Linked DNA regions of Homo sapiens: region 1 is linked to region 2. A link is a loop called in an ENCODE intact Hi-C map of the cell type or tissue named here. Cell type or tissue: gastrocnemius medialis. All regions are shown on one strand. Links, peaks and the distances in the headings refer to the core of each region. The heading gives the core; the rest is flanking DNA. Region 1 overlaps SMAP2 (small ArfGAP2). Region 2 holds the start of RLF (RLF zinc finger).

Region 1 (15,670 bases), core at 2,560-10,559, 230 kb before region 2:
TAATACTTAATATCTTGTTCGAGTTGCTTACAGGTCTCTCTTGTCCTAAATAGACTATGAGCTCTGGAAGGCAATGACCATGTTCCTTCATCATTTATCACAAACACTTGACACAATGCTAGCAAACAGAAGATGGTACACAATAAATGTGTGTTAAATGAATTCGTCAATAAGCAACATAAATGTATATATTTTTCCTGTTTTGCAAAATGAAGGGAGAAGTTTTCAAATGCCTTAAAGGATAGCTGTAACACAGAAAACGGATTAGGTTACTTTGGAAAGGCTTCAAAAGCAGAACTGGCACCAAGGAGTAGAAGTTGATTTTAGCACACTCTAGAGAAAAATTTTCTAACAATTAAGGTTGTGTAAAAACCAATGCAGCATATCCAGAAATTGTAAAATCTCAGTTAGTGCAGTGTTCAAACAGAGGTTTGGTAATCAGTTCTCAGGGATGGTAGAGAAATGATCCCCATGTGGTGAATTGGGTGAACAATGAGCCCTACAGTTCTTTCTACTACTACAGTCCTACTACTACAGTAGATGATTTGCAGTAATTTTTAGGTCCCTTCCTGCTTACCGTTCAATGGTTCTGAAAACGTAAAATGAAACAAACAATCTATGAAGATGTTAGGTCTTGAGGAACCTAAAACACGGAATCAAATTTGGTTCATGGAGCCTATACCAGGCACTGAAAACTGGTTAAATGCAACATACATATAAGGAAAAACCTAAATCAACAAACTCAGATTTTATAAGAGATTAATTCTACGTGACATAACTTGTCATTAACTCTGACCCAAAATTTGGAAGTCAAAGTAAAAAAAGCAGCAGTATTTGTTTTAAGAACAAATCTAGTGCCAGTTACCTCAGTTCCACTCATTATATCCCTCCATTCTCTGATTCACTGAAAAGGAAGAATACACAGAAACACCAGTGGGATCTTGGAAAAATTGTGTAGGGCTGCTGAGAGGTATGTTTACCTCTATGTTTTCATCCACACAAAAGAGAGTTCATCAAGTTCCTTATTCCAAAATAACAATAAACAGTAACTTTGAACTTCTGTAAGTACAAACATTTTAAGGAACCATGAGACCAAAATAAAGGCTTATGCAATCAACCTCTGCTTTCAGAACACTTGCAAGACAAGTCCCTTTCCATCTGGGCCATCTTGCAAGAATGTTGTTTCCGTTTGTCAAAAAGAAACACTGTCCACATTTGTACTGTTGAAAAAAGAGCATAAGTTAAGCTTAAAAATGTCTGAGACAAAGAAAATTAAAACATGTCTGAGACTGGTTAGAGAATAAAGGTAAATCCTACACCAAGAAATTTAAAATTAGAAAATCAGAGGTGGAAAGGACTTTAGAAATCCTCTTAGGTCCAGCCTCTCACTGAATGCACCCTCCTTCTAGGGGTGATCACCTGGCTTGTCCAATGCTGAGTCAGTTACGTACCATTTCAAAAGGTAGTTGGTTTGTCTATTAGACGGCACCCACTATTAGAGAGGCCTTCCTTATACGGAGTCCCATTAATCTCTCTTCCTACCATTTTGATATCCTGGTGCTGCTTTTTACTCCCCCCATACTTATATAATATATCAAAGTATGAAAGATAAAGATGGAGGTTTGGAGATTCTAGCAGAAGAAAGCAGCCACTTATATACTCAACCAAAATACAAGCCCGCTGAACCAATTTAATCCAGGAGCTCAATGATAGAACAGACATAGCAATTAGACAGACTGCTGTGATTACCAATGGAGATGAAGCAAAGCAACATTATCTTCCTACCAGGTAACCGGAAAAAGGAGGTTAAGGGAGGTAGAACACTGCTAAGTACTCACTAATGAAATGATTAGTCAATCTATGTCTAAAACTAATTCAGCAGTTAACTTAAAATGGCTTTTCTCAAAAAACATTAAAGCCTGTAACACAAAGAAATCAACAGGAAAGCAGACTGAGGTCTACTAGGAGAAAGGAAGGAGGCATTCTTCATCTTTCTCATGTTATTTAACTGGCCCTTCTTATCTACACAGCTAAAGATACGAATTATCTAAATTACAGCACTAATTTCCTGTGTGACTTTAGACAAGTCAATATACCTTAACCAGATTATCTCAAACATATCTCTTCTAAAAGATAGTAACTGTATCTCAAAAATTCATTAAACTACTCTGGAAAGGTAAATTTGGCTCCACATTAATCTTACTGCCCTGTTTTATTATTATTATTATTATTATTTTGTAGAGGTGAGGTCTTGCTATGTTGCCCAGGCTGGTTTTGAACTCTTGGGCTCAAGTGATCTTCCCACCTTGGCCTCCCAAAGTACTGGGATTACAGGCATGAGCCACTGGGCCTGGCCATTGGTTTATTATTAACAGGTAGGGACTTACTGTGACTCTTCCTTGTTGTCTCTCCCAGCAGTGGAAGGTAACTAGTGTATACTTAGGTGATGTTTCTGGGAATAAAGAACTATCAATCAGTCATCCTGTATCATTATTATCAATTCAATTCCCCAGGTGACTTCAGGAGGGAAAGAATGAGATCCTAGTTTGGACTTTGTTGGCTTTGAAAAGGACATTCTGCCAACATATGTCCTGATAATGTCATCACCCCATTCAAAGCTATGTCACTGGACCCCCCACCATCAACTGAACTCCAAACTTCTAAGTATGGCTTAAATTCTCCTGTGATCTGGGTCTTTAATTCTCATTACTCCTCTTCTCACTTCTATACACCAAGAGTGACATCACTTCCTCTTAAAACTGTGTATATAGATGCCACTTGTCATGTTCCTGACTCACAGAGGAATCTGAGAGAGTGAATACTACCCACAGAGACGCACAGGCCTTTTTCTGATTTGGGGATGGGATACAGACAGAGGGACTCTTGGGTGTGGTGAGTCTCTGTTCCAACTAGAGGACCTCCTGACTGCCACAAAAATCAATGTACACATATATCAAAACACCACATTGTATACTGTAAACATATACAATTTTCATTGTCAATTACATCGTCGTAAAAAAGAATTCTTTCCAGTTGGTCCTGGGAAAGCTATGCAGTGCTCTTGGTGGTAGTGTCTGAGAGCTGAGACAAGGCCCAAGTCTTTGGGGGTTTCCCTAGGAGATTCTGGTATGTGCTGCTATGATTGTTTTTATAGTAAAGAGCCAACATATTTTAAGGAGGGAGAAAGAGCTAGCCAAGAGATTTTCTGCCAGTATTGAAGAACCTTGTAAAGTCAGTGAGATGAGACTGATTGCATAAGCCAATGAAGCCCCCAGTTGCTTCCGTTAGAGGCCAGTCCCTTGATGCTACAAACACTGAATAAGATAAAACTTAAAAATCTGAACAGGTCCACCTCTTCCTTTGAGGACAATAGACTTCTTCAAAAAAGAGCAAAAGTGGATCCCCGTAAGTTTTCATTTCATGGAGTGAACTGATGATGGCTAACCTTCAAGACATGGTTACTTGAAGATTCATCAAAATCCTTCCAATCCCTAGTGATTGGCGCCCCAAACACCTAAACACACCGCATAAGAGGAGAACAACTTCTGAGGGAAATGGTAGATGGTGTGATTGAAACACTTATCTTAAGAAAGCTTAGAACTGTCCTCCCAAGAAACCATAGGATGGAAGCAAAGAGTTCTGGAACTAAAGGAAAAAATTCTTGAAAACAAGCATATGAATGAACTCAGTTGCAAATGATAAAGAGAGCCAGCTAAAAATCTATGACTGAAACTCCTGGAGAAGATAGATTTCCTTGCTCTCTTTAGAGCCAATTACATGGATAATGGCAACTTGGAATTGGAAAAAAGGGTGAATCAGAAAATGGAGACCATTTAGATTATTGTCAGAAGTTAATTTGAAGAAACTCATTGATTCTGTTCACGCAAATACTCCTTAAAAAGGTTAGAAGTGGCCGGGCGCGGTGCCTCACGCCTTAATCCCAGCACTTTGGGATGCTAAGGCCGGTGGATCACCTGAGGTCAGGGGTTCAAGACCAGCCTGGCCAACATGCTGAAACCCCATCTCTACTAAAAATACAAAAATTAGCCAGGCATTGTGGCTCACGCCTGTAATACTAACTATTCAGGAGGCTGAGGCAGGGGAATCGCTTGAACCTGGGAGGTGGAGGTTGCAGTGAGCCAAGATTGAGCCACTGTACTCCAGCCTGGGCGACAGAGCAAGACTCTGTCACAAAAAAAAAAAAAAAAAAAAAAGTTAGAAGAACTACTTACACTTTGTTGATCAACTTACAGTCTCTCACAAATAGCTTTACAGGGCCTATTTCCTCTATTTGCAAAACATCTTTTTGTGCAAATCTTGCTCTGCCCACTTTCCCCATGAAGCCTTTTCTCCTTCCTATTCCAACTCCCACGGCGCTCTGCTGCCTCTCCTGCTGCACTCACTCATTTGTGGTTGTTCTGTTGTTGGGTTTTTTGTTTGTTCTTCTAAGATAGGGTTTGTTGCTTTGTTGCCCAAGCTAGAGTGCAGTGCAGCCTCAATCTCCTATGCTCAAGCAATCCTCCCACCTCAGCTTCTTGAGTAGCTGGGACTACAGGCATGTGCTACCACGCCTGGCCAGCTTTTATTTTTGAGAGCTCCTTTAGGTAACAACAACAATAAAATTATACTAATTTAGTATACTTTTTTTTTTTTTGAGATGGATTCACGCTCTGTCACCCAGGCTGGAGTGCAGTGGTGTGATCTTGGCTCACTGCAACCTCCGCCTCCCGGGTTCAAGCTATTCCCCTGCCTCAGCTTCCCGAATACCTGGGACTACAGGTGCATGCCACCACGCCTGGCTAATTTTTTGTGTCTTTAGTAGAGACAGCGGGGTTTCACCATGTTAGTCAGGATGGTCTCGATCTCCTGACCTAGTGATGCACCTGCCTCGGCCTCCCAACGTGCTGCGATTACAGGCATGAGCCACTGAGCCCGGCCTAATTTAGTATACTTTTTAAAAACCTAGTATGACTATTTTGCTTATGTGGATTTAAGTTTTAGATTGCTTATTACAGAAAATCACAGAAAGGTAATTTAAATACCCTAAATAGAAAGTCAAGGAAAAGGGTGTCCTTAATGCTCCTTGTCTCCTGGTTAGCCTATGATATTTCAGCTCCAGCCAATTTCCTTTACACAAAGACCCTGCTTAAAGCATTTATGAATAAGCTGGAAGAGTGGTGGATGAGACATGGCTTCTCTGAATAGGGGAGGGAGGACACAAAAAATAGCTGCTTTCATTGAGGGCAGGAAAGAGATTATTTCATTAGGAGCCAAACAGTGAGACTATCTCAGTACAAACAATTGTTTGGCTTGAAGACTCCATGTGGGTAATTACTCCAGCAAAGGCTCAGCTGGAATGGAACACGGAGCCTGCCAGGACCTAAGGATAGGGACTGACACAGGCTTAAGTGTCTGAATCATGGCTTTGGAATCCCAGAGCATCCCAGCAAAGATGCTCACAGAACACACTCTACCCCAATCAGCGAGAAGCACCATTCTGCACCCGACCAAGTGCAGAATGTGAATTTAAAACAGATGAGAAAATCTGGGGGTACTGGGAGCAAATTCAAAGTTATTAAACCTAAACTGATATTTTATAGCAAATGTAGCAAGTCCAAAGATTAGATTTCTTGGGCAATCTAATGCATTTCAATCACCACTTCAATGGCTAACAATAGGCTGGGTGGAGTTGGTGTGCAGGGAGGGACTGCTGAGCTAATAGCTGGGCAAATCATTTCAAAGTCAGCCAGGTGGACCTGATATTTCAAAACTTGATACTATAATTAAACCAATTTCCTAGTGACCTCACTTCAGGTAATATAAGCAAACTTGGTTCTCAAGTTACTGTCTTCATCTCCTGGGGACATTCAGTTCTTTACATTTTTAGGTTACTTCAGTTTAACTTCCTCTTTGCAACAACCAGTATCTACTCATATATTTAAAAACAAAAACAAAACAAAACAAAACAAAAAACTAAAGCTGCAAAGTGAGCCTGCCCACTGCGGGAGGGAAAGGGCCTATGTTTAGAAGAAGCTACTAAAAAGGGTGATATGGTCATTGTCCAATGAGATTGCTCTTCATCCTCCATCCCTAGGATAGATTCCTCACCCCACCACTTTGACGAGGAATTTTTTTCCCCTAGGAAGCTGAAGGGATAACTATCATAATACTAGATTCTGGATGCACAAGACCCAGTCCCGATCCATAACTCACAATCCCAGGGCCTTCCTAGGTTGCTATCTGATAGCCTTTGTGAGTGAATGCTTTCATACATTTCAATCATTACCCTGACCAAGGCTAATAGCAGGCTGGTGGGTGTAGGCGTGTAGGGACTGCTGCGCTAACAGCTGGGCAATCATTTCAAAGTTGGCCAGGTGGACTCAACATTTGAAAACTTGACATGGTCATTAAAGTCCCTCATAATCAAGCGTCGGCATTCATCTGTGTATAGTATACACTTAATGCATGCTTACTGATTAAACAGGTAATAAGCAATAGTGGAATAACATGAAAACTGATATTAAAAACAGCCCATATTCAAATAGTCCCATCTTTGTTCCTCTAGACCAATGGCTCCCAACAGAAACGATTTCCCCTCAAGGGGCAATGCTGATGTCTAGAGACATTTTTGGTTGTCACAACGGGCAGAGGGGTAGGGAAGAGCTACTGGCATCTAGTGGGCAGAGGACAGGAATGCTGGCTCCTAAACATTCTAAAATGCCCTGGACAGTGCCCACAACAAGGAATCACCCAAAATGTCAATAGTCTGAGGTTGAGAAATCCTGCTCTAGAGGAACCATTTTTAAGCCATTTAGTTTGAAGTGAGACATAAGAATATGTCAATTTTGTGGAAAAGCCTCTCTTGTTCTGTAACAAACAGATACACGTTTAGAGTACAAAATTCTAAAATTGTAACAAACCTTAGGAATGATCTAGTCTAAGCACAGTTGGAGAAACTAAGGCCTAGAGAGGTCAAGTCATTTGCCCAAGTTCACAGAAGAAAGGATCAGCTGGACTGAAATTAGAATCACCTTTACACACCCAAATGTGTGTTATACATAGTAAATGCTCAATAATGGTCACTAAATTGATATCTTGTTCTTTAGGTATTCTTTTTTTTATTATTACAACATACAATTCACTCTCTGCTGCTGGGAATCTGAGACTGATTGTGAAGATTTCTTCCCATCCACACTCCCCTTCCTCAAAAAGAAGCCCAGAAGGGAAAAACAGTGTAACCTACTAGAGCTCAAGACTGAGTGGCCAGGCAGAAGATGTTTTTCAATTGTTTCCAGGGAAGCTCATGTCTTTCACCCAGGCAGAGGCTCTACATAAAACCTTCTAAGTGAGCAAATGAGCCCTTGTGCAAGACCATGGACATGTGAATTTCTCTTCGCAACTCAGCACAGCAGCTTTCCTAACACATTGGAGAAGTCCCAACCAATGGCAAACAGATGGAAAATCAGTGCCAGTTTCACTGAATCACAACCACATCCAAACAAGCTAGAAAGCTTTCAGTTCTAAACAAACAGCAGAATCAAAATGAATTCTGGGATCAAAGTACAGATGGTTGGTTAGTCCAGTGGTGTGCAGAATATCAGTCATCAAAACAGCCCTGGCTTAAGGGAGGAGAGCAAAAGATGGAGATTTGCCCTTTGAAAAAGAAAACATTCACCACGATGTTTCAAAACCCAGGCGTTTCAGAATAGAACACAATGAGGTCAAAATATATGGCATAAGGGGGTGGGGCAAAGATACCAGCCATGTGAGTACAAAGATCCTGCAAAGGGAACATTAGGCAGATGAACTCAGGGCAGGTCTGGGGGTGGGCGGGGGAGGGGAGTGGGTGGAGGTGGGGGCATCACAATTTCAAAAGAGCCCAAGTAAGATTCTTTAAACGAACCTGTTCCAGTGGGCACAAGGAGTTTCTAAAACTGCTGCAAGGTTATTAAATTCTACAGCACCTGAGAACCACGTCTAAATATTTACTCCCATCCCACAAAAGGGCTAAAGGACTGCTATTTCAGCCTCCTGTTTCACACTTCATGCTACATTTTTCCCCAGGATGATGTGTCACACCAAAACCTCCTACTGAGAGGGCAGAGGATTCGCTTCATGTCTAGCTCCAGCTTCCAAAGCAGCACAGGTGGCAGAAGCACAGAAATGAAATGGCACAAAGAAGCAATTACCACAAAGCAACCATGAGATTCACCTGCTCAGCTTCCTGGTGTCACAGATCTTCAGCTATCTGGGCTAACAGTATGAGGAAGACTATCAAAAAACAAAACAAAGCATATGACCTGAACACACATTAACAGAATAATGCTGCTCATAATAGGGACATAGACACTATGTGCCAGACACCGTGCATTAAGTATGCAGATAGACATGAAAACACAGTCCCTGTCCTCATCTCCAGTCTGAGGGCCCTTCTTCAAAAAAAAAATAATAATGCAGTAGCTGTTACCTCCTTTCTACTAATGTAGGACCTCTAATCCACCTCCTTAGAGGACTAAGTTTAAGTGAATGAGGACTGTATGAACAACATAAGATGCTAGTCAATGGCGCAAGGGTATTTCCGCACATCAGGTATATAATGTTGTGTCCGGAATTGGTGGGTTCTTGGTTTCACTGACTTCAAGAATGAAGCCGTGGACCCTCGCAGTGAGTGTTACAGTTCTTAAAGGCGGCGTGTCCGGAGTTTGTTCCTTCTGATGTTCGGATGTGTTCGGAGTTTCTTCCTTCTGGTGGGGTTCGTGGTCTCGCTGGCTCAGGAGTGAAGCTGTGGACCCTCGCGGTGAGTGTTAAAGCTCTTAAGGCAGCGCGTCTGGAATTGTTCGTTCCTCCCGGTGGGTTCGTGGTCTCGCTGGCTTCAGGAGTGAAGCTGCAGACCTTCGCGGTGAGTGTTGCAGCTCATAAAGGCAGTGTGGACCCAAAGAGTGAGTAGCAGTAAGATTTATTGCAAAGAGCAAAAGAACAAAGTTTCCACACTGTGGAAGAGGACCCGAACAGGCTGCCACTGCTGGCTCGGGCAGCCTGCTTTTATTCTCTTATCTGGCCCCATCCAATCACATCCTGCTGATTGGTAGAGCGGAGCGGTCTGTTTTGACAGGGTGCTGATTGGTGCGTTTACAATCCCTGAGCTAGACACAAAGGTTCTCCACATCCCCACCAGATTAGCTAGATACAGAGTGTGGACACAAAGGTTCTCCAAATCCCCACCAAGAGTAGCTAGATACAGAGTGTCCACACAAAGGTTCTCCAAGTCCCCACCAGAGTAGCTAGATACAGAGTGTCGATTGGTGCATTCACAAACCCTGAGCTAGACACAGGGTGCTGATTGGTGTGTTTACAAACCTTGAGCTAGATACAGAGTGCCGACTGGTGTATTTACAATCCCTGAGCTAGACATAAAGGTTCTCCAAGGCCCCACCAGACTCAGGAGCCCAGCTGGCTTCATCCAGTGGATCTCGCACTGGGGCTGCAGGTGGAGCTGCCCGCCAGTCCCGCGCTGTGCGCCCACACACCTCAGCCCTTGGGTGGTTGATGGGACCGGGTGCCGTGGAGCAGGGGGCGGTCTCGTTGGGGAGGCTCAGGCTGCACAGGAGCCCACAGAGGTGGGGGGAGGCTCAGGCATGGCGGGCTGCAGGTCCCGAGCCCTGCCCCGTGGGAAGGCAGCTAAGGCCCGGTGAGAAATCCAGCGCAGCGCCGGTGGGCCGGCACTGCTGGGGGACCCAGCACACCCTCTGCAGCCGCTGGCCCAGGTGCTAAGCCCCTCATTGCCCAGGGCCAGCAGGGCTGGCCGGCTGCTCCAAGTGCGGGGCCCGCCAAGCCCATGCCCACCCGGAACTCCAGCTGGCCCACAAGTGCGGCACACAGCCCCGGTTCCCGGAGCTGGCTCCCTCCACACCTCCCCGCAAGCCGAGGGAGCCAGCTCCGGCCTCGGCCAGCCCAGGAAGGGGCTCCCACAGTGCAGCAGTGGGCTGAAGGGCTCCTCAAGTGCGGCCAGAGTGGGTGCCAAGGCCGAGGAGGCACCGAGAGCGAGCGAGGGCTGTGAGGGCTGCCAGCACGCTGTCACCTCTCAATGTGAAAGTGCCGGCCCATCTTGCTGTGGTATGACCCATAAAGCTGTTCCTTATGTCCCTTATGTTCCTTAGGTCCCTTATGGGGAAACCAGGGTTCTCCCGAATTCCCCATTCCTTGCCTCAGCAGACATCTACTGCAATGAAGCAGTTCAGAATGATAATGCCCATAGCAAAGCCATCTCTACGTGGGCTCAACCCAGAGAATCCCCTTGGTAACTTTTTAAATTAGAGGGCCCACTTGACTACTCAAATCTGAACACATAAATAACCCATCACTCTAACAACAACACAAAAATTTATACTTCCTTATTTGTATTGTTAAAAAATTGAAAATTCAAATATTAACAATTGGGCAAGAGATAATAATGACATATTCCAATGCTGGGATACAATAAAGGTATTTACACGTTTTTAATGTCATGAAATAAGCTTATAATAAATGTTAAGCAAAAAAGAATGATATAAAATCATTATGGTATAAGCTCAAGTAAATGGGTGATAAGAATTATGAAAAATAAGGCCGGGCATGGTGGTTGATGCCTGTAATCCTGGCACTCCGGCAGGCCGAGGCAGGCAGATGATGTGAGCTCAGGAGTTCGAGACTAGCCTGGGCAACATGGCAAAACCCTGTCTGTACTAAAAATACAAAAATTAGCTGGACGTGGTGGTGTGCACCTGTAGTCCCAGCTACTATGAAGGCTGAGACAGAAGAACTGCTTAAGCCTGATAGAGGCTGCAGTGAGCTGAGATCGTGCCACTGTACTCCAGCTTGGGCGACGGAGCGAGAGACCTTGTCTCCAAAAAAAAAAAAAAAAAAGAATTATGAAAAATACCTTCAGCATCATTATATTTTTCATACTTTCCAATGATTTTTATCGTGGATAGGTTTCAGAATCATAAAAGATAAAGTTGTTGTTGTTTTAAAAAAAACCAGCATTTACTGATGTTTAGATTATAAGCACAGGGATCCTCCTATCTCCCCAGCTCCTAAAATCCCACAAGACAGAAAACAACTGGTCTGTTCCTATGGCAACAAATCTTTTTTTCCTTAAATGTATGAGAAGTCTAATGAAACTGGGACCTATTTTTACTCTGCCCGTAATATGGACCCTTGATCTGAGCCACTTGTGTCAGGCTACTTCTGTCGAGACTAGGCTCAGAACAAGTTAGAATGCTCAGGGAGCCAAGCCGGAGTCTTCCTGATTCCAATGTTTCATTTAATGAAGCTTCCTTTCTCTTTCATATAATCTGGGAATGTTAATACTGTAGTCACACTACAGGAAAGACCTTTCCTCAAGTTTCTCCTCCATCTGTAACGGTTCCTCTAACCGAACTCTTCATGCCTACTTTCAGAGAGACAAAGTCAATCCCTGTTCCAAACAGCTAATCTTTCAGTAAAAATGATTTCAACATAGCAGAAGAGCCTGAATCTCTTAATTCATTCTTTCTCAAATCAGCTGTCACACTCAAATTGGTTTCCGTCAGCTCTGCTGTTTTCAGCTATTTTGAACAAAAGCATCATGGTAAGAACAGGGAGTTTCCTTCCTGTTTCTCTTCTCAGGGTTTGTGTCAGTTATAAGGAGTGATAAAGTGTCAACAACAACAAAAAGACACCAATGCCCCCTTCTCTACAAGCTTTACACTACAGCATATGATGTCACCAGTTCACACAGAAAATTCTGTAAGAAATTATTTTTGAAGGCACAGAACAAAAACAACCACCTAAACAATATCAAGACAAAACTTCCTTAACTCAAAACTAGAAACACTAGAGAACTCATTTCTAAATCCACACATTTGGGGACTTCCAGTTAGACAAGAAAAGAGGAAGTTAAAGAACAAAATGTACTGTGTGCGCACTTCAGACCACTGAGGTGAAATAACATTGTAGGATTAACATGTAAACCCACATCTAAAGATGTAAGCTCTGTGGTAGAGGCCTGGGGATTTATGGTATTCCGTCACCAGCAACTGCTGCAAAAGACAGCATGGCTATTTGAAGAAAAGGAAAAGAAAAGGTGCTCTATTTGCTCAAATCACCATGCTAGGACACACTTATCAGCTACAGCTGAGAGTAGGTCTCTCTCCCTCTCGCATTTGCTTCACTGTTTCAATACATCATAAAATGAGAGCATTACACATTTGATTTGTGGGTGAGGGGAAATGACATGAGGCCTGAGGAACCCAGTTCTCATTGTTTCAGATTAAGAAATTTCTTTTTGGAAGCTTTGACCTGAAATGTTTTTTTTAAAAAAGTATTTTCCAAGTAAGCTTATGAAATCCAGAACTTAAATAAACTGTATTCTATATGTATTTAAAAGCAAACCAGAATTCCTATAGGAAATCTATGAACTGAGGGGAAAAGAGGGCTATGGTCAACAAAATTTGTCAGAGAATCACTTAACATTAATTGAAAATGAAAAAAAGCAACAATAATAAAATTCTACTACTACCGAGTGACATGCTACAAAGGTGGGATTCCAGGGCAAGCTTCAGCCACACATGAGGGAGGATGGGGGATAAGGGGAAGAGCTGGACAAACTGAAGACGACCACCAGAGCAACCTTACGCTGACGGATGGCCACAGCTGAGGCAGATCTGGCTCATCTCTGGGGCTTTCCACTGGGGAGAGACCTGCAGTTCAGCCATCAGTGGACCGGCATTCACAAAGCCTGTGGGGAAACACAGGATCCAGAAGAGTGGGGTAGGGAAGGAGAAAGTGTGGGAAACGGAATAGTCAAACACAGCAGTGAAATATTATATTTATTAAATATGAAGCTTCAAAAATGCATAGATGGACCTCTTAAGTTGAAATGGACCAGCTGAAAAGAACTGGTACTCTGGGAAGCAGTCTGATATGCTTTTTCAAATCCCAAATTACATTTTCATTACACCTGTGAATTATAGTAACACCTGCCAAGAGGAAATGAGTTTTTTGGAGAAAAGAAAGAAACAAGGAAACCTATGCAATTGTTACAGTTGGTAACTTCACTCAAACAACGAGAGTCCTTTATCTGTGGCCTCTGTGGGAAGTAACAGCCTAAAAGCAAACATACTCACACTGCACTGAAAACTCTGCTGGCCTAGTTCCACCAATTCCATTAATATAGCAAGGGCCCAAATGCAGGTGACCTGATTGACAAAAAAAGCACTTCTAGAAAGGGCTGAACTTGTCTCATATAACTCATTAGACACTTTTATAATCACGTAGAAAACAAGTAGCCACAACTTGGAAAGCTCTGCCCTTAAATGGAGCAGCAGCAACATTCCTTACAAGACAAAATATTTTTTTCAGGTCAGGGTAGAAGAAAACAGACCCAGTGATCTTGCCTCCCTCACCCAGTGCAAACTTATCTGAAGTTGTGGGGTAAAACAAACAAATCAATAAGACTAGTTAAACTAACATGCAGCACAAGATAAAACAGCCACACTGCAGTTACCTTAACTGTAAAGAAAACACTGAGCTGAGGCCCGGCCTTGGTGGCTCACATCTGCAATCCCAGCACTTTGGGAGGCCAAGGAGGGTAGGTAGCTCACTTGAGGCCAGGAGTTTGAGACCAGCCTGGCCAATGTGGTGAGACCCTGTGTCTACTAAAAATACAAATAATTAGCTGGGCATGGAGGTACACACCTATAATCCCAGCTACTTGGAAGGCTGAGGCATGAGAATCACTTGAACCCGGGAGCCAGAGGAGGCAGTGAGCTGAGATCGCATCAAAGCACTCCAGCCTGGGCAACAGAGCAAGACTCTGTCTCCAGAAAAACGAAAGAAAAAAAAAAGAGTGAGCTGTACCATGTTTTAACGCTGCAATCCTCAACATTTTCTGTGTATGGCTTCTGTGTGACTAACTCAAGCTGTCCAGTTGTAGATATACTCAATGTGGATACACCATACCTAAGACTTCCCAGAATTGACAGGGTGGGAACTTATTTTCTGAGTAACCAAACGATAAGTTGCTCCTGGCAGCAGCCAACAGTCAAATACATATTCAATACAGGAGCCAATTTGCCTAGTCATACCCCCTAAGTATATAAACTATGACTGAGTTGTTACATTACTTCCTGGGACTAATAATTGTTTCAGCAACAGTCAAGATCCTTTAGAAGCACGCAATGTTATATCTGCCGGAAAACCCTTCCGTTCTCTTGTCCAAAATAATTCAAATACTATAAGGGGAAAGAAATTACATCTTGGAGAATTCAGTGCCTTTGTGTCTTTGCCTGTTTGCGCTGGGATCCCTCCCTTGCTCCGCTTGATCACAGGGAACTACATCTCCCAGGCTCCCTTTGCCAACTGATTTCAGGATAAGTTCCATCAATGGGAGGCACTGAGGAGGATAAGAGGCAGGAGCAGGGAGCAGCCAGGGTAATACGCTCTCTCACTCGGCCTACTTCCAGCTGCCACCAGACTGCTCCTCTTTCCATGCTTCCGCTCACACCAGACCACTCGGACTTCCAGCCCTTGGTGACACCAGTGCACTATTTTCCTTGCAGGCATAGTAGTTCCCAGGCATTGCTAATCGAATGGGTGCCTCACCAGCCCCTGTTCAGCTTCTTGGCTCTTCTAGCAGCCTTGTAACCTACTCCCTATTTTAAATTCCCTCTGCTTATAAGACCAACAGTGGCTTCTGTTCCTCTGACTGGTCCTTGACTGACATAGGGCCTTCCAAACATATTTTAAAACTTATTTTTCAGAAAATTAATAGCTTTCCTAAGAATTAAAACAATTATTCAGATAACCTAGAAAAGGTCTCTTCTAATATGAAACAAAACATTTACAGATGATAAAATCAATTCATGCATTCAAACAAATATTTACTGAGAGCCTGGTCTGTGCCAAGCACTGTTCTAGGTGCTGGGAACACTACAGTGAACAAAACAGGCATAGGCCCCTGCCCCCTAGCTTACATTCTAGGGATGTGTAAAGTGTGGCACATTATGATTTTAAAAATTAGCCAATATAGGACTGTTGCTTTAACAATAGAGGAATTTGGTAAAAGTGGATTAACTTTAAGGTGTTCTACTCTACAAAGACTTGGTTCTTACCTTTTCAATGTGGTATGAACTGTCACATTCCAGGGGCCAATACAGAACTTCTTCAAAGCTAGTATCTAGTTAAACTGGCCACTTGATCAAACAGGAGTACAACTGTGGTAAGGATTTAAGCAGACACAATAACAAAAGGTAGGCACTGTATGCTTACAGTGTAAAGCATATGCATGTTTTATGCAGAATCTTGCTTGGCATCATTTTTACAGGAAATACCATTTGGAGGAACTGAGTCTGACTCAATTTAATAAGTCACTTTATCCCTTCACTGTAGCACAGGTAGAGTCCATCAACATAACATACAAAGCCAGTGGCAGTGTACATAACAAGTAGAATGTCGCAGTCACCGATTGCATGACACGATTTCCAAGATGGAATTTTCAGGCAGAAGAACAGAAACAGACAATGACTCATGTGATGAACAGTTATATAGACAACTGTGCCCAAGAAAGCTGCCACCTACATACCATAATGACATCAGATGAAAAATGCAGAAAAAAGGTAGTTTTCCAATTTATCTAGAAAAAAAAGATTTG
Region 2 (15,670 bases), core at 4,092-12,091:
TGGCCACGTGTGGTGGCTCACGCCTGTAATCCCAGCACTTTGGGAGGGTGAGGTGGGTGGATCACCTGAGGTCAGGAGTTCAAGACCAGCCTAGCCAACATGATGAAGCCCCATCTCTACTAAAAATACAAATAGCCGGGTGTGGTGATGAGCACCTGTAATCCCAGCTACTTGGGAGGCTGAGGCAGGAGAATCACTTGAACCCGGGAGGCGGAGGTTGCAGTGAGCCGAGATCACGTCACTGCACTCCAGCCTGGGCAACAAAAGCGAAACTTCATCTCAAAAAAAAAAAAAAGCTTATCCCAACTTATATGAACATAGAACCCTTATTTCAAGAAGCACTTATTTTTTTTTTTTTTTTTTTTTTTGAGACGGAGTCTCGCTCTGTCGCCCAGGCTGGACTGCGGACTGCAGTGGCGCAATCTCGGCTCACTGCAAGCTCCGCCTCCCGGGTTCACGCCATTCTCCTGCCTCAGCCTCCCGAGTAGCTGGGACCACAGGCGCCCGCCACCGCGCCCGGCTAATTTTTTGTATTTTTAGTAGAGACGGGGTTTCACCCTGTTAGCCAGGATGGTCTCGATCTCCTGACCTCATGATCCACCCGCCTCGGCCTCCCAAAGTGCTGGGACTACAGGCGTGAGCCACCGCGCCCGGCCGAGAAGCACTTATTAATAAATATATCATACGGAGTGAAACACAGTTTAGGAAATTCTGATATAAGAAAAAAGAACATAGGCTCTACAGTCTAAAGAACTCACCACCACTTGCCAGCTGTGTGATCCTGGGAAAGTTACTTAACGTCTCTGGACCTCAGTTTTCTGTCTGTAAAATGAAAAATCACACTACCCACCTGAGGGCTTGGCACACAAAAAGATCCTCAATAAATTATTCAGTCCCTCAAATTTTTCATATAATGGATTGTATGTTGGCCTTGTGACAGCAATGAGTTTTATTATATAAATGTTTATTTATGTTAAAACATATTATTATTTTTTTTGAGACGGAGTTTTGCTCTTGTTGCCCAGGATGGAGTGCAACGGCATGATTTCTGCCCACTGCAACCTCTGCCTCCCAGGTTCAAGTGATTCTCCTGCCTCAGCCTCCTGAGTAGCTAGGGTTACAGGTGCCTGCCATAACACCTGGCTAATTTTTTGTATTTTTAGTAGAGATGGGGTTTCACCATGTTGGCCAGGCTGGTCTCGAACTCCTGACCTCAGGTGATCCACCCGCCTTGGCCTCCAAAGTGCTGGTATTACAGGGGAGAGCCACCGTGCACGGCCAAAACATATTATTTATATAAAATTTAATGCATTTTATATGAAACATTTTACTATGTAATAAAAATGAGGTTCTACTCTTAGGTGATCAAGATACAAAGAACAATAAGGTGTGATCCCTGCTGGGAAGCAGGATAAACTGGTTGACAAAAAAATGTCTCTTTCTTTCTTGGCCGGGTGCAATGGCTCACGCCTGTAATCCCAGCACTTTGGGAAGCTGTGGGCAGATCACTTGAGGCCAGAAGTTCGAGACCAGCCTGGCCAACATGGCGAAACCCCATCTCTACTAAAAATATAAAAATTAGCTGGGCGTGGTGGCACACACCTGTAGTCCCAGCCACTCTAGAGGCTGAGGCACGAGAATCGCTTGAACCCAGGAGGCGGAAGTTGCAGTGGGCTATCTTACCATTGCACTCCAGCCTGGGCAACAGAGAAAGACTCTGTCTCAAAAACAAACAAACAAACAAACAAAAAGTATCTTTCTATTTATTTATTTATTGAGACAAGGTCTCACTCTGTTGCCCAAGCTGGAGTACAGTGGCACGAATATGGCTTACTGCAGCCTCAACCTCCTGAGCGCAAGTGATCCTCCTGCCTCAGCCTCCTGAGTAGCTGGGATCACAGGTGTGCTAATATTACCACACCTGGCTAATTTTTAATTTTTTTTTTTTTGTAGAGTTGCCCAGGCTGGTCTTGAACTCCTGGGCTCAGGGGATCCTCTCGTCTTGGTCTCCCAAAGTGCTGGCTGGGATTACAGGCATGAGCCATCACAGCTGGCCAAATGTCCCTATTTCTTGATAAAGACAGTTAAGACTTGCTTATTACTCTCAAAAATTCAAGTGGGAGATACAGGAAAGGGAGGAGATCAAGATCAACAAGCATTTAGTGAGTACCCATTAAGTTTTAGAGACTAGGCACTAGGTAAATAAAAGCCAACACCTTCATGGCACTTACATCCCAGTTGGGGAGACGGACATACAAGATTAGTAGTGATTTGAAGAAAAATAAAGCAGTACTTAAAGAGGTGAAAGGCAATAGGGAAGTGCTATTTTAGATAAGACAGTCAAGGAAGGTCACTGGGAAAGGTGACAAGTATCTAGATCTGAATGAAAATAAAACACGTTTTAGTCTTTGCAGTCTTGCAGTAAGTTTTTGTCAACACTATTCAGAAGAGTATGATCCATGGAAGAAACAGAAACCACTAGAGGTCACAGTACACAGTAAGAGACAAGATGGTACCACAGTAAATGACAGCACCCAAAGTTTTCACTGCTTCACGGGTCACATTTATACTATGTTTTTGTCATGTGCATTACAAAGCTAGCTTTTGCTATGATAACTACTTGTCATGTAGTTTCTATTTAGATATCGCTAAAAAGAAGGCAGCGCAAGAAGAGAAGCTAATGCATTAAAAACTTCTTGAAATATATGAAAGAGGTAAGGCTCAAGAGCCTTCATGGCCATCAACCTCAAGGTAAGGGGACTGATTATACCCATCTTGGCATCTCCAAACTATTGTCCTATTAGGTGACTACTCTTCCTCAATACTAGGCCTCTCATTTTCTCTCTCCATCAATGCTATTCCTCACTGCACACGTGTAAATGTATACATTATTATATGAATGTAGGCTTAGATTGATAAATAATGTCTCCAAGAAATGGCCAAAAGCTCCTATCCTGTTCCTTTATAGTAATTTCTTTTTTTTTAAAATTATACTTTAAGTTCTAGGGTACATGTGCACAACATGCAGGTTTGTTACACATGCACACATGTGCCATGTTGGTGTGCTGTACCCATTAACTCGTCATTTACATTAGGTATATCTCCTAATGCTATCCCGCCCCCCTCCCCCCACCCCACAACAGGCCCCGGTGTGTGATGTTCCCCACCCTGCGTCCAAGTGTTCTCACTGTTCAATTCCCACCTATGAGTGAGAACGTGCGGTGTTTGGTTTTCTGTCCTTGCAATAGTTTGCTCAGAATGATGGTTTCCAGCTTCATCCATGTCCCTACAAAGGACATGAACTCATCCTTTTTTATGGCTGCACGGTATTCCATGGTGTACATGTGCCACATTTTCTTAATCCAGTCTATCATTGATGGACATCTGGGTTGGTTCCAAGTCTTTGCTATTGTGAATAGTGCTGCAATAAACATACGTGTGCCTGTGTCCTTAAAGCAGCATGATTTATAATCCTTTGGGTATATACCCAGTAATGGGATGGCTGGGTCAAATGGTATTTCTATATTTCTAGTTCTAGATCCTTGAGGAATCGCCACACTGTCTTCCACAATGGTTGAACTAGTTTACGGTCCCACCAACAGTGTAAAAGTGTTCCTATTTCTCCACAACCTCTCCCTTTATAGTAATTTCTTATGGTTAATTTGCTTTTTACATACTAGATTTTACATTAGAGGTTCCCCCTAAAGTACTGTTTTAAGTGTCTATCTCATGTGTGTATCATGAAGTCCCTACAATTGATTTAACAAATTAGTTTTGTGTGCCAGGCATCATACTAATTGCTAGGTACTAAGTATACAAAAAAGAATAAACAAGACCCCTGCTCTTGTTGATTTACAAGTCAATACAAAAGACAAACATGGAAACAAATTATGTAGGCACCACGTTTATGTACTGGAAGCTAATAGAATGCATTGGAGAAAGAACCACCTAATTCTGCCTGCTGAAATCAGAAAAAGCTGAAAGACCATAATATTAGAGCCAGGTCTTAAAGGATAAATAGGTAGATGGGGAAAGGAAGACCCCGGGTTATTTAGGCAGAGTGAGAAATGGACACAGTGGTGAAGGTGGGATCAAACCAACTTTTTTAATGAGGCTGGGAAAATGGGAGTTGGTGGTCTGGATTCTAAAAGGCTTTGTATACCAAGCTAATAAGTTTGAACTTTATCTTTCCTTTGGCGGAGGGGGGGGAGGAATTGAGGTATTTTAGGGAATAAAGTGACGAACAAGATTATATTTATAATTTAGAAAGAACACAAAGATGAACTGCAGATGTCAGTCAGAAAACAAGAGATTAGTGAAGAGGTTGCTGCAACAGGAGAAAGCCTGAATGAAGACAGTGACAGCAATAAAATTAAGAGTTAAAACTACAGGTATGTACAGTGTCCCCCCAAAAAAATCCCAAACAAATAAGAGGAAACCTATCTGGTAAATCAGGAAAAGCTTCACAGAAGGGATGACATTTATACTGGGCCCTAAAGAAGAAAAATCTCCCATGCAGAAAATGAGAGAACCACACAATGAAAGGGAAAGACACGGCCTGAGATCTCGTTAACGTAGTTAATACGTTTATTGGATCTTGAGAAGTCAAATGAAAATTAAAATCATCTTTCCCAAAATTATGTGCTTGGAAACTTACAGACAAAATTTTAATCACAGGAATAACTGCAATCACATGTTGGTCCATGGACTGACTCCAAGTAAAGAACTCCTGAATAGGAGTAAACAAGTTGGATTCAGGTGATGGGACTGACAAGGGGAGGGCTGAAAAGCATGCTGAGACCAAGGTTGTGAAAACTTTTTATTACAAAGCTAAGAAATCTGGATAACACAGACAATTCTGAAGGCATTTTTAAAAATAGATATTTTCTTATTAAGTCCTTACAACAATGAATTTGCTTACAAAACTTAAGTACTATTATCCATTTGCAAAAGAATTAACGTTTAAGGAAAATAACATGCCCAAGGTCACACAACTATTTCAATAGTGAAGCCAGTACATAGGCTATCTGACTCAGAGCCCTTGTACTCCCCATCACTAATCTAGGAAAAATGGAAATTTTAATGGAGTACTTACTTATTTTAGCCATCAAAAATCTACGAAGTCACTGTTAGTCTTGAACCTAAAAGTGTCTCATATAAACGTGGTTTACTCATAAAATTACTTTGCCCAGTATTCTCAAAGTGTAATCACATAATCACTCAATAATTTCAATTTTGATAATGAAGTTTACTAAAAAAAAAGTCTTCAAAATTTGTGTTACAAATAGAGACACCAATTGTAAAACTTAAGGAATCCTGGTCCCCAAAATACAGGAAAAACTTGAGAAGACATCATCAATTTTTCAAGAAAACAAAGAAAGACTGTTTTCTAAAGTTAATCTTATCCACACTGTCTGGCAGTGGTTTCAGAAAAGGAACTGAAGGAAAGAGGAAAACAAACCACATCCCATAGTCACTTAATACCAATTTTCACTGAATACAGTTTGACCTAAGTATCATTTTCTTAGTAAGTATTACTTTCAGTGTTTCATTTTATCATCTTCACAAACTTATGAAAATTGAAAATATGCCCAGAATGAGACAAGCTTCTCTATTCACTCATATGTTAGTTTATTTCTTGATTTGGTGCAATCCCAAAGATAGAGCCATTTCTTTTAAGTGCTGCAAGAGTTGGAGAGAATATGGTCCCAGGATGTTGCAAAAGGGATTACTTGGTACAATCTAAGTCTCTAGGACATTTCTAACTAAATAACTGATGAAAATACATTTGTAGTATTAAGCATCCCATAAGCAGGGGTCAGACCTTTATAATGTAAAAATGCCTACAATCTATCTTTATATATTATGTGCTCCTCTCCTAGAGTCCGAGAAAACTGTCTTAACTAGGCTCCCACCTTCAGAACTGTCACACAATCAGTGTTCCTTAAGTAAATGAATATATCTTATTCTTCTTTTCAAATGTGAAACCAAGAGCTATTCAACAAAATTTACTGATGGTGAAAATTTTCCTGCTTCTTCATACAATTTTTACTTTTTCTCTATCTGGTCATCAAGGACACAGTTGATCTTATCTGGACTACAGGGGAAAATGTGTCAAAAATATGATAAATTTTGTGAAGACTTGTACACAAATTTTCTATTCTGATTGTATAAAGCATTATAAGGAGATAAAGGTCAGAAAATAAGATAGTTTTGCAGACATGGTTACCCAAGGTTATTAGCTAAGCAGTGGTAAAGTCACAGTCAAGACCCAACTTAACTCCCAATCCCATGTGCTTTCTATTACAATACAGTGTTACAGGAATACTTGTTCTTGTTTCATTTATTAGTCTAAAAAACATTTTTTGGGAAAATTTTAGGTTAAAAAAAACTTCATAGAAAAGACAAATTACACATGCTTTCTTTTAAAAATTCTTCTGGGCCATCACATCTCTGGTGTCACCAAGACTCAAGACATTAAAACATTACCTTAAACAAAACTGCAGTTGCAAGCACTAGACATAAAGCAGAATACATATATATGTGATCCTTTGACAAGCTTCAATGTGACTGGTTACATTCATTCTTGTCATCTTTCCAGGGAGACAACTCAAGCTTAGAAGCCTTACCCAAAACCCACAGTTGTTTTCCTGCACCACCCCTCTCCTTCCATTAGTTTCCCCTCCTCCCATAGCATTCTGGGTCCTTACCAATCTCTACCTTTGGCACTGGGATGCTTTCCCCACCCCAGACCTTCACGTGACTCATTTTCATCCTTGCAGCCCATAGGGTCTTACTAACTAAAGTGGCCTCTCCCAGTTACTTCTTTCTAAGCACATACTACAATTTATAATTAACCTTTTTACTTATTTTTCTAGTTAATTGTCTTTCCCATCAGGATATCCCATGAAGGCTCTCTCCTCACCATTGTCTCTACAACACCTCCTTTTCCATCATTACCAAAACCGCACTGGAAATACTGTCATTCCTACCACCTCCCACCAACTGTAAGTTCATCAAGGCTAAGTGCTGTCTTACTCATGTTTCCCCAGCACTTGGTAAAGTCCCTGGCACTATCCTATGAAGTCAGTAAAAATCTGTAAAATAAATGAGCTTACTAAACAGGGATGACTACTACTAAGGAAGCAGAGAACAACAACACGTTAACATTTAATAGTACAGGGCAATGTTGCAGGTTGTACACACAAAAATTGGAGTGGTACAATCCACGGAAAAGATTAGTAAGGACAAAATTCCATTCAGAGAGATGAGGTGCTTCTGCCTCGGCAGAGAGAGGGAAGAAAAGCAATCAAGCAAGCTAACTTTTATTCTACTCCGGACCAACAGAGCAAATTGCCCCCCAAAATTATTATTTTAGAACGCCGCAATTTATTCAGCATACTGGACTACTTATTAGACTCCAAGTACCAACATGCCACGATTATTTTGCATTTTCTAAGGTACAACAGATAAGGAGCTGATGGGTGCCTCTGAAACCTGACAGAACAAACATTGGAAGCAGAAATAATAATGGCCAATATTTGTATTTGTAAAAGACTTGAAAACATACAGAAAAATCTCGGAGTGGTCATGGAGACTAAACTAAACACACCCATAAATATGTAATCATAGGTTAGGACCCACCAAGGCACAGAAATGATCATACGACTGCCAAAAGAGGCCACACTCTACATCCCTCTTCCCATCCTCTTCTACTCAAAGAGTCAGCCTTATTCTCGGTAGCACAATCCTCTCAAAGAAATACAGAAAAGACGAAAGAACGGCTTAAACGTAAAAAAAAAAAAAGCAAAAACCAAACAACCAACCGGCTCCGCAATCCCTAATCAGAAAGCTCTAGACGCCTTTCGAAGCCAACTGTCATACCTTTTAGGAGCCCAGAAGATGTTAACTCCAAAAATAAGTCTCTGGCCCCAACACACCTCTCTGGATTATTCAGAAAAACCCGGGTTTACCAGTTCGGAGATCTGCACTCCACTCAAAAAAGGATCTCCCGGCAGGGACAAGCAATCAATCCCTCAGGGGGCAGTGGCGCTCCAACCACCCGGCCAGGACACAGGCAACGGCGACAGGGCACAGCCCTTCCAGGGACCCGCCAGGGCCCTCCGGGATCTCAGTAAGGCTCAGAGCAAAACGACCCAGCGGTGGCCAAAGTCGGGCAGTGGCGCAGGGGGGCCAGCGGTCGAGCTTCCGAGCTGGGCCTTCCCGGCCCGGGGGCGCGGCGAGTCACGGAGGTGGCGCCTTTCAGTTTGGACCCGGCTGCTTACAGAGGATCCAGGGCCTCCTTCCCTGACTTCCCCGCCCCGCCGCCCTCAGCCAGCCAGTCAGCCCCTCACCTGGCAGAAGCTCCGGCAGTAGTTCAAAGATGAGACCTCCGACACCTCTTGCTCCCTCAGCTCTGTCTCCAGCTGCCACAGACACGGCCGCAGTCCCGAGGCTCCCGGCGCTGGAGATACGGGGCGATGACCCCGAACCATGGACTCAGTCTCGACTCCATCTCCGGCTCCCGCTACCGCCGGAGCCTCAGCCCCAGCCCCGGCGACAGCGGCGGCGTCTCCCTTTCCGTCCGCCATCTTCCCACGGCCCACCAGCGCGTAGGCAACCAAGCCACGTGACTCAGCCCTGGCCCTGCCCCCGGCCGCCCGCGCACTGTGACGCACTCCTTAGCGACGCGGGCGCCCGCCTGATTCCGTCACTCGGACTCCGGGTGCTCTCAGTGGCCTACGCATCGCCAGTCCTGACAACAGCCTAGCAACAACTGGCTAGAGGCTATGCCCACCTAGACCCCTTTGAGGTCATGGGATCACGGAGCCAGAAATGCCTGTAGAGCAATCTAGATTTGAGGGGGATGACATTTGAACTGCGATCTGAAGGGACAAGAGGAAGGTAGCCCTGAAAGGAACATAGCGAAAAGCATCCCTGGTAGAAGGAAAATAAGCAAAGATTGTGAGGCCGAAATGAAGAGTAACATCAAGGGAACTTGGTTTATGATACAGACGGCATTACAAGTCAGTGGGCGAAAGGACAGACTCTTCAATAAATGGCGATGAGACATTTTTTCCAAAAGGGAAATAAATGATTAGATTTCTACCTCAAACCATTTCCAAAAATAAGGCCGAGATGGATTAAAGACCTGCAAACATTTTTCAGAAAATAAAAATAGCTTTATAATGTCAAAAATAGGGAAGAATTTTTTTTTTTTTTTTTAGACGGAGTCTCACCCTTGTTGCCCAGGCTGGAGTGCAACAGTGCTATCTCAGCTCACCGCAACCTCCGCCTCCTTGGTTCAAACATTCTCCTGCCTCAGCTTCCGGAGCAGCTGGGATTACATGCATGCGCCACCATACCTGGCTAATTTTGTATTTTTAGTAGAGATGGGGTTTCTCCATGTTGGTCAGGCTGGTCTCGAACTCCTGACCTCAGGTGATCCGCCCGCCTCAGCCTCCCAAAGTGCTGGGATTAGAGGCGTGAGCCACCGCGCCCGGCTAAGAATTTCTTAATAAGACCGGAAAAGCACAAACCATAAGGGAAAATATTTAGATTTGACTGTATTAAAATGTGTTACTTCCGTATAACAAGTTGAAAAAGCACACAAAGACAAGCCACAGACTAAATGATATTCCCCATATATATAACCATTGTTTATTGTTGTTGTTTTTTGAGACAGGGTCTCACTCTGTCACCCAGCCTGGAGTGCAGTGGCACGATCTAGGCTCACTGCAACCTCTGCCTCTCAGGTTTAAGTGATTCTCGTGCTTCAGCCTCCCAAAGTAGCTGGCACTATAAGCGTCCGCCACCATGCCTGGCTAATGTTTGTATTTTTAGTAGAGGCGGGGTTTCACTGTGTTGGCCAGGCTGATCTCGAACTCCTGGCCTCAAGTGATCCGCCCGCCTTGGCCTTCCAAAGTGCTGGGATTACAGGCGTGAGCCACCGCGCCCAGCCATAACCATTGTTTTGATTAGTATCCAAAACAGTTCCCGGGCTGGGCGAGGTGGCTCACGCCTGTAATCCCAGCACTTTGGGAGGCCGAGGCGGGCAGATCACGAGGTCAGGAGATCAGGACTATCCTGGCTAACACGGTGAAACCCTGTCTCTACTAAAAATACAAAAAATTAGCCGGGCGTGGTGGCGGGCGCCTGTAGTCCCAGCTACTCGGGAGGCTGAGGCAGGAGAATGGCGTGAACCTGAGAGGCAGGGGTTGCAGTGAGCCGAGATCGCGCCACTGCATTCCAGCCTGGGTGACAGAGCAAGACTCCGTCTCAAAAAACAAACAAACAAACAAACAAATAGTTCCCAAAATCGAAAAAGGCAAACAACCCAATAGAAAAGTAAATTAAAAAGCTGGACGTTTTGGCTCATGCCTGTAATCTCAGTACTTGGGAGCCCAAGGCCGGAGGATTGCTTGAGTTCAGGAGTTCGAGACCAGCCTGGGCAACATAATGAGATCTTGTGTCTACAAAAAATGAAAACAAAATTAGCCAGGCGTGGTGGCATGCGCCTCTAGTCCCAGCTACTTAGGAGGCTGAGGTGGGAGGATCGCTTGAGCTCTGGAAATCAAAGCTGTGGTGCAGTGACCCAAGGTGGCATCACTGCATTCTAGCCTGAGGGACACTAAAAAAAAAAAAAAAAAGAGAGAGAGAAAGAAAAGTAGGTAAAAAGGCAGTTCACCAAAAAAGAAAACTGAATGGCCAATAAACCCAAGAAAAAATATATAATTTTGCTGTAACTATCAAAGTACAAGTAAAACAACAATTTCATATCCATTAGATTGACAGGAATTTTTAATTAGTATAGGAAATAGGAAAATGGAACTTATATACCCCTGCTGGAAGCATAAATTGACATATCACTTAGGAGAATAATGTGTAATATTTAATGAAATAGAAGATGTACATGTCCTGTAATTAAGCAATTCCTAATAATAAGGGTAATAATAATAACGGTCAATATTCATTGAGATTTAATATGTTCCAGGCACTTTTCGAAGTTCTTTATATGTATTAACTCATTTAATTCTACTAACAATATCATGAAAATTTATTGCCATCATTTTACAATTAAATAAACTAGAGCACAAAGAAGTAACGTGCCCAAAGTGACACAACTAGTGATGGTGCCTGAAATTCAATCCTGGGTAGTCTGGCTCTAGAATCCACCCTCTTAACTGTCATGTTGCTCATATTCATTGCAGCACTATTGGGAATAACAAAATATTTGAAACAACCTAAATGTTCAACAGTAAGAAATAGATAAACAAATTATGGTATGTTCACACACTGAAATATACAGCCAAAAAACATATGAAAACTGCATATATCAACATAATAGGCATAAAGCATGATAAAAAAACAAATCGCAAGGGATATTTAACGTATTATTCTATACTGTAAATTTTGAAAACATAGAAAACAAATGCTCAAGTAACAAAATATTAAAACTAGGGATATTATAGGCATGGCATATATCACCTTTAGAATGGTAGGTAGTTCTTCTGGGGAAAGAGGAAGGGAAGGAGGTATAAGGAGCATTCACTGTATCTGTAATGTTTTACTTATTTTTTAATGTGAAGCAAATATTCAATTATACCAGATGCATTGAGCATATATTATGTGTTAGGCACTTTTTCAGGTAATAGAGATTCAGAAAAGACATGTAGTTTACATTTTAATGGTACATGTAGCTAAGTATTAATTAAAGTATTAGATCTGGCTCTATAATCTATAATATTATTATATATTATTATATAATATCTATAATATTATTCCCTATTGGCTGGGCTCGGTAGCTCACTCCTGTAATCCCAGCACTTTGGGAGGCCGAGGCAGGCAGATCACGAGGTCAGGAGATCGAGACCATCCTGACTAACACGGTGAAACCCCGTCTCTACTAAAAAAATACAAAAAATTAGTCGGGCGTGGTGGCGGGCGCCTGTAGTCCCAGCTACTCAGGAGGCTGAGGAAGGAGAATGGCGTGAAGGGAGGCAGAGGTTGCAGTGAGCCGAGATTGCGCCACTGCACTCCAGCCTGGGCGACAGAGCAAGACTCTGTCTCAAAAAAAGTATATATATGTATATATATATAAATATTATTCTCTATTTTTTTATATCTTTGTAATACAAATAATTAGGTTTAGGCCAGCATGTCTGGAGTATGGTGCAAGAGAGAGAAAGAAGTGAAGATGAGATTGGAGAAGGAGCAAAGAGCCAGGTCATGTAGGACAGTATAGCTCAAGGTAAGCAGTGGGGATTTGAAGTGTACTGAGTAATCATTGTTTTACTGAGTAATCAAAGCTTTAAGTGGAGGTGTAACTTTGTCTGGTTTACACTCTTGCTGCCATGTGAGAATAGGTGGTGAGAGGCGAGAATGAAAGCAGGGAACCTATTGTAGTACTCCAGATGATCAAGTTAGAGATGTATTTTGGAAGTAGAACTAACAGGCTGATGCACTGTTTTTGAGGAAATTGAAATAATCTGGAATGGCTACATGGCTTTTGGTTTGAATGGTGGGCAATGATGTTTATTGAGAAAAGGAAGGCTTAGGAAAGAACAGACTGGGGATAGAGTGAGGGAGAATCAAGAGTTCTATTTGGAACAGGTTAAGTTTGATTTTCCTGTGAGTTCCTATGAGACATTTAAATGGAGATGCCAGATAGGCACTTGTATGTGTGACTGTGGAGCTTCAGCTGAAGATGTGGGGCCATCAGCTGTTCCACCTCTGTTAGGCAAAAAGAAAAATAAATCTCTAGTGACTCCACCACATCTTCATCTAGCTTCCATCCCACTTCTTTGCTTCCTTTTATAGAAAAACTTCTCTAAAGAGCTGGCCAGACCTTCTGTTTCTACTTACCCTCTTCTCATTCTTACTTGAACTCTTCTCAGTCAGGTTTTATCCCCACCAGTCAATGAAACAGCTCATTTTAACACCACCAGTGAGTTCTACTTTTGTGTGTGTCCAAAGGTGAATTATCAGTCCTTGTTTAGTCAATCTCTTAGCAGTATTTGGCATTGTCGATAATTCCCCAACATTTAATTTCACTTGGATTCCAAGTCTGCACATTCTCCTGGTGTTTTTTTTCTTGATTTCTTTTCTTTTATTCTCTCTTTTCTTTGTGATTTCTAAGTGTCCCAGGCATAGTCTGTCAACTTCTTTTCTATCTACACTCACTGCTACACTCACCCAGTTCTAATACATGTATGTGCTTATGACAATACCACCCTAAGTCCAGGCAACAAGGGCCCTGCCCTGGGTCCCACACTTTAGAGGACTACACAAACCTCTCTCTCTCTTTCTTACACACACACACATGCACACACACACACACACACACAGTAACTATATTAAAGAACACATGGGCACCCCTATCATTTGAAATCCAGCACTCAGCACAAGTACAATCTTAAATATTTGCTTTCTTGAGGCAGGGTCTCACTCTGTCACCCATGCTGAAATGCAGTGGTATGATCACAGCTCACTGCAGCCTTGGCCTTCCTGGACTCAAGCAAGCCTCTCACGTCAGTCTCTTGAGTAGCTGAGACTACAGAAATGCAACAACAAGCCTAGCTTTTTTCCATTTCTATTCTTTTCTTTCTTCCTTTGTTTCTTTGTTTCTTTCTTTCTTTCCTTCTTTCTTCTTCTTCTTCTTTTTTTTTTTTTTTGACGGAGTTTCCCCTTTGTCACTAGACTGGAGTGCAGTGGGGTGATCTCAACTCACTAGAATTTCTGCCTCCTGGGTTCAAGAGATTCTTCTGCCTCAGTCTCCTGAGTATCTGGGATTGCAGGTGTGCATCACCACACCCGGATAAATATTTGCTTTCTTTACCACTACTATTCAGGCTTTAGGGAACCTCTTTATCACGTCTCTTGCTCCATATACTCAAAGCTGAAAGGCACCAAAAGAATTGAAACCAGAGACATGAACAAATATTTGTACATTTGTGTTCACAACACTGTTATTCATAATAACCAAACGATAAAAATGACCCAAATGTCCATGAATGAATGAATAAATAAATGAATGTGGTATAGACATGCAATGGAATGTTATTCAACCTTAAAAAGGAAAGAAATTCATTCCTGAAAAAACAGGGGGAGGGAGGAAATTCTGACACGTGCTACAACATGGATAAATGTTGATTATGCTAAGTGAAACAAGCATCATAAAAAGACAAATGTTGTATGAGTCCACTTATATGAGGTATATAGAGTAGTCAAATTCATAGAGTAAGAAAGAATAATGGTGGTTGCCAGGGGCTGGGGGAGAGAGAGGCCAGCAGAGTTATTGTTTAATGGATGTAGAATTTCAGTTTGGGAAGATGAAAAAGTTACGGTGATGGAGGGTGGTGATGCTTGCACAACAATGTGAATGTACTTAATGCCACTGAACTATACACTTAAAAATGGATAAAATGATAAGCTTTACCTTATGCATATTTTACCACCATTAAAAAAATGAAAGACAACTGCATCCTAATGTCTTGAAGGTTTTGGGTTGTGCTACTTAAGAGAAATAGGCACACTGTTTTTGAAATGCTACGTAGAGTGTGTTCGAGCTACAGAAGCACTTGGGTAAGAGAAAACACAAATTAGCTTGTCATACTCTTCCTCTTAGATAGCATAAATGCATTTTCTTGCATAACCATGTATTGTTTCTTGGTAGTGGCAGATGTTCCTTTTTTTAATTGTCTCCATACACACATATGCGTATACACTGATATATACATGTATCTGTCTAGATGTAACATGAGTAGAGAGTAAGACTGAACATTTACATAATCATAAATAGACAATGAATATTAGCATTGGGAATAACTATTTGTACAAAAATATTTAATAAGACTGAATTGTTTTTTAAATGAAATTTACAATTCTAGCATTATTTACTTAATTTTAATTTAAAATTGTGAAAGAAAATAGTCTATTTTGAGCTTCTAAAAGTTGTTAGGCCCTAAGCAAGGTTGACTTTGGAGACTGAGTCACAAAGCATGACCTCTTGTTTACTGGCATTTTTGTTTTTTTGTTTTTGTTTTTTTTGACACAAGGTCTTACTTTGTCACCCAGTCTGGAGTGCAGTGATCTCAGCTCACTGCAACCTCAACTTCTTGGTTCAAGAGATCCTTCTGCCTCAGCCCCTCAAGTAGCTGGAACTACAGGCACATGCCACCACACCAAGCTAATTTTTGCATTTTTTATAGAGATGGGGTTGCTGGTCTCAAACTCCTGGACTCAAATGATCTGTCCATCTCAGCCTTTCAAAGCCCTGGGATTACAAGCGTGAGCCACTGTGCGTGGCGGCCTTTTGTTATAGATTAACTTCCTTCCTATTTTCTTTTACTTGGCTCAAACAAGAAAAAAAGACCCCTTGACTATTACATCCTTAATGTGAAATGTGAAATATACCCTTCCCCCAAAAGAAACACTGCATATAATCAATCAAATTGCTGTATCTATGCATTAATCTTGTATGCAAAATGTTGAAATCCTGGTAAGCTTCCCCAGACTTTACCTATTTAAGCACCCTCAAACCTCTCCATTTCAGAGCACTGACCCCATCTTTTTGGAGTCTATATCCTCTCAGATGGCCACCCTCAAATTTACACTCGAATAAACTCAATATTTAATACTGTTGCCTGAATTTCATTATTAAGGTTGACAT

The links. A loop is a pair of places that touch in the nucleus more often than their neighbours do. Peaks named below come from ENCODE experiments on the same cell type or tissue, not always from the same donor. Only the 100,000 strongest peaks of a DNase experiment are listed, where the experiment ranks them.
Region 1: a loop joins it to region 2, with 2.2 times the contacts of the local background. A loop is called at or near these places in 27 of 110 quality-filtered maps.

The regions. Positions count from the first base shown.
Region 1 is chr1:40,382,086-40,397,755 of GRCh38, reverse strand. All of the region lies in intron 1 of SMAP2 (small ArfGAP2), which reads right to left. Among named protein-coding and RNA genes, the nearest start is that of SMAP2, 16 kb to the right of the region's middle. RefSeq lists an enhancer at 11,742-12,011. In gastrocnemius medialis, for the core only: no CTCF peak of the experiment used is centred there; DNase peaks (open chromatin) are centred at 5,395, 5,705, 7,385 and 7,745; H3K27ac peaks cover 4,861 bases.
Region 2 is chr1:40,154,321-40,169,990 of GRCh38, reverse strand. It overlaps RLF (RLF zinc finger), which reads right to left and starts at 8,604. Exons shown (of 8, transcript NM_012421.4): 1 at 8,355-8,604. The coding sequence starts at 8,591. It overlaps LOC105378671 (a long non-coding RNA gene), which reads left to right and starts at 8,713. Exons shown (of 3, transcript XR_947232.3): 1 at 8,713-9,026; 2 at 12,146-12,250. RefSeq lists enhancers at 7,700-8,315, 8,319-8,828, 8,316-8,932 and a silencer at 9,941-10,142. In gastrocnemius medialis, for the core only: a CTCF peak has its summit at 8,081; DNase peaks (open chromatin) are centred at 8,230 and 8,670; H3K4me3 peaks cover 2,655 bases; H3K27ac peaks cover 3,054 bases.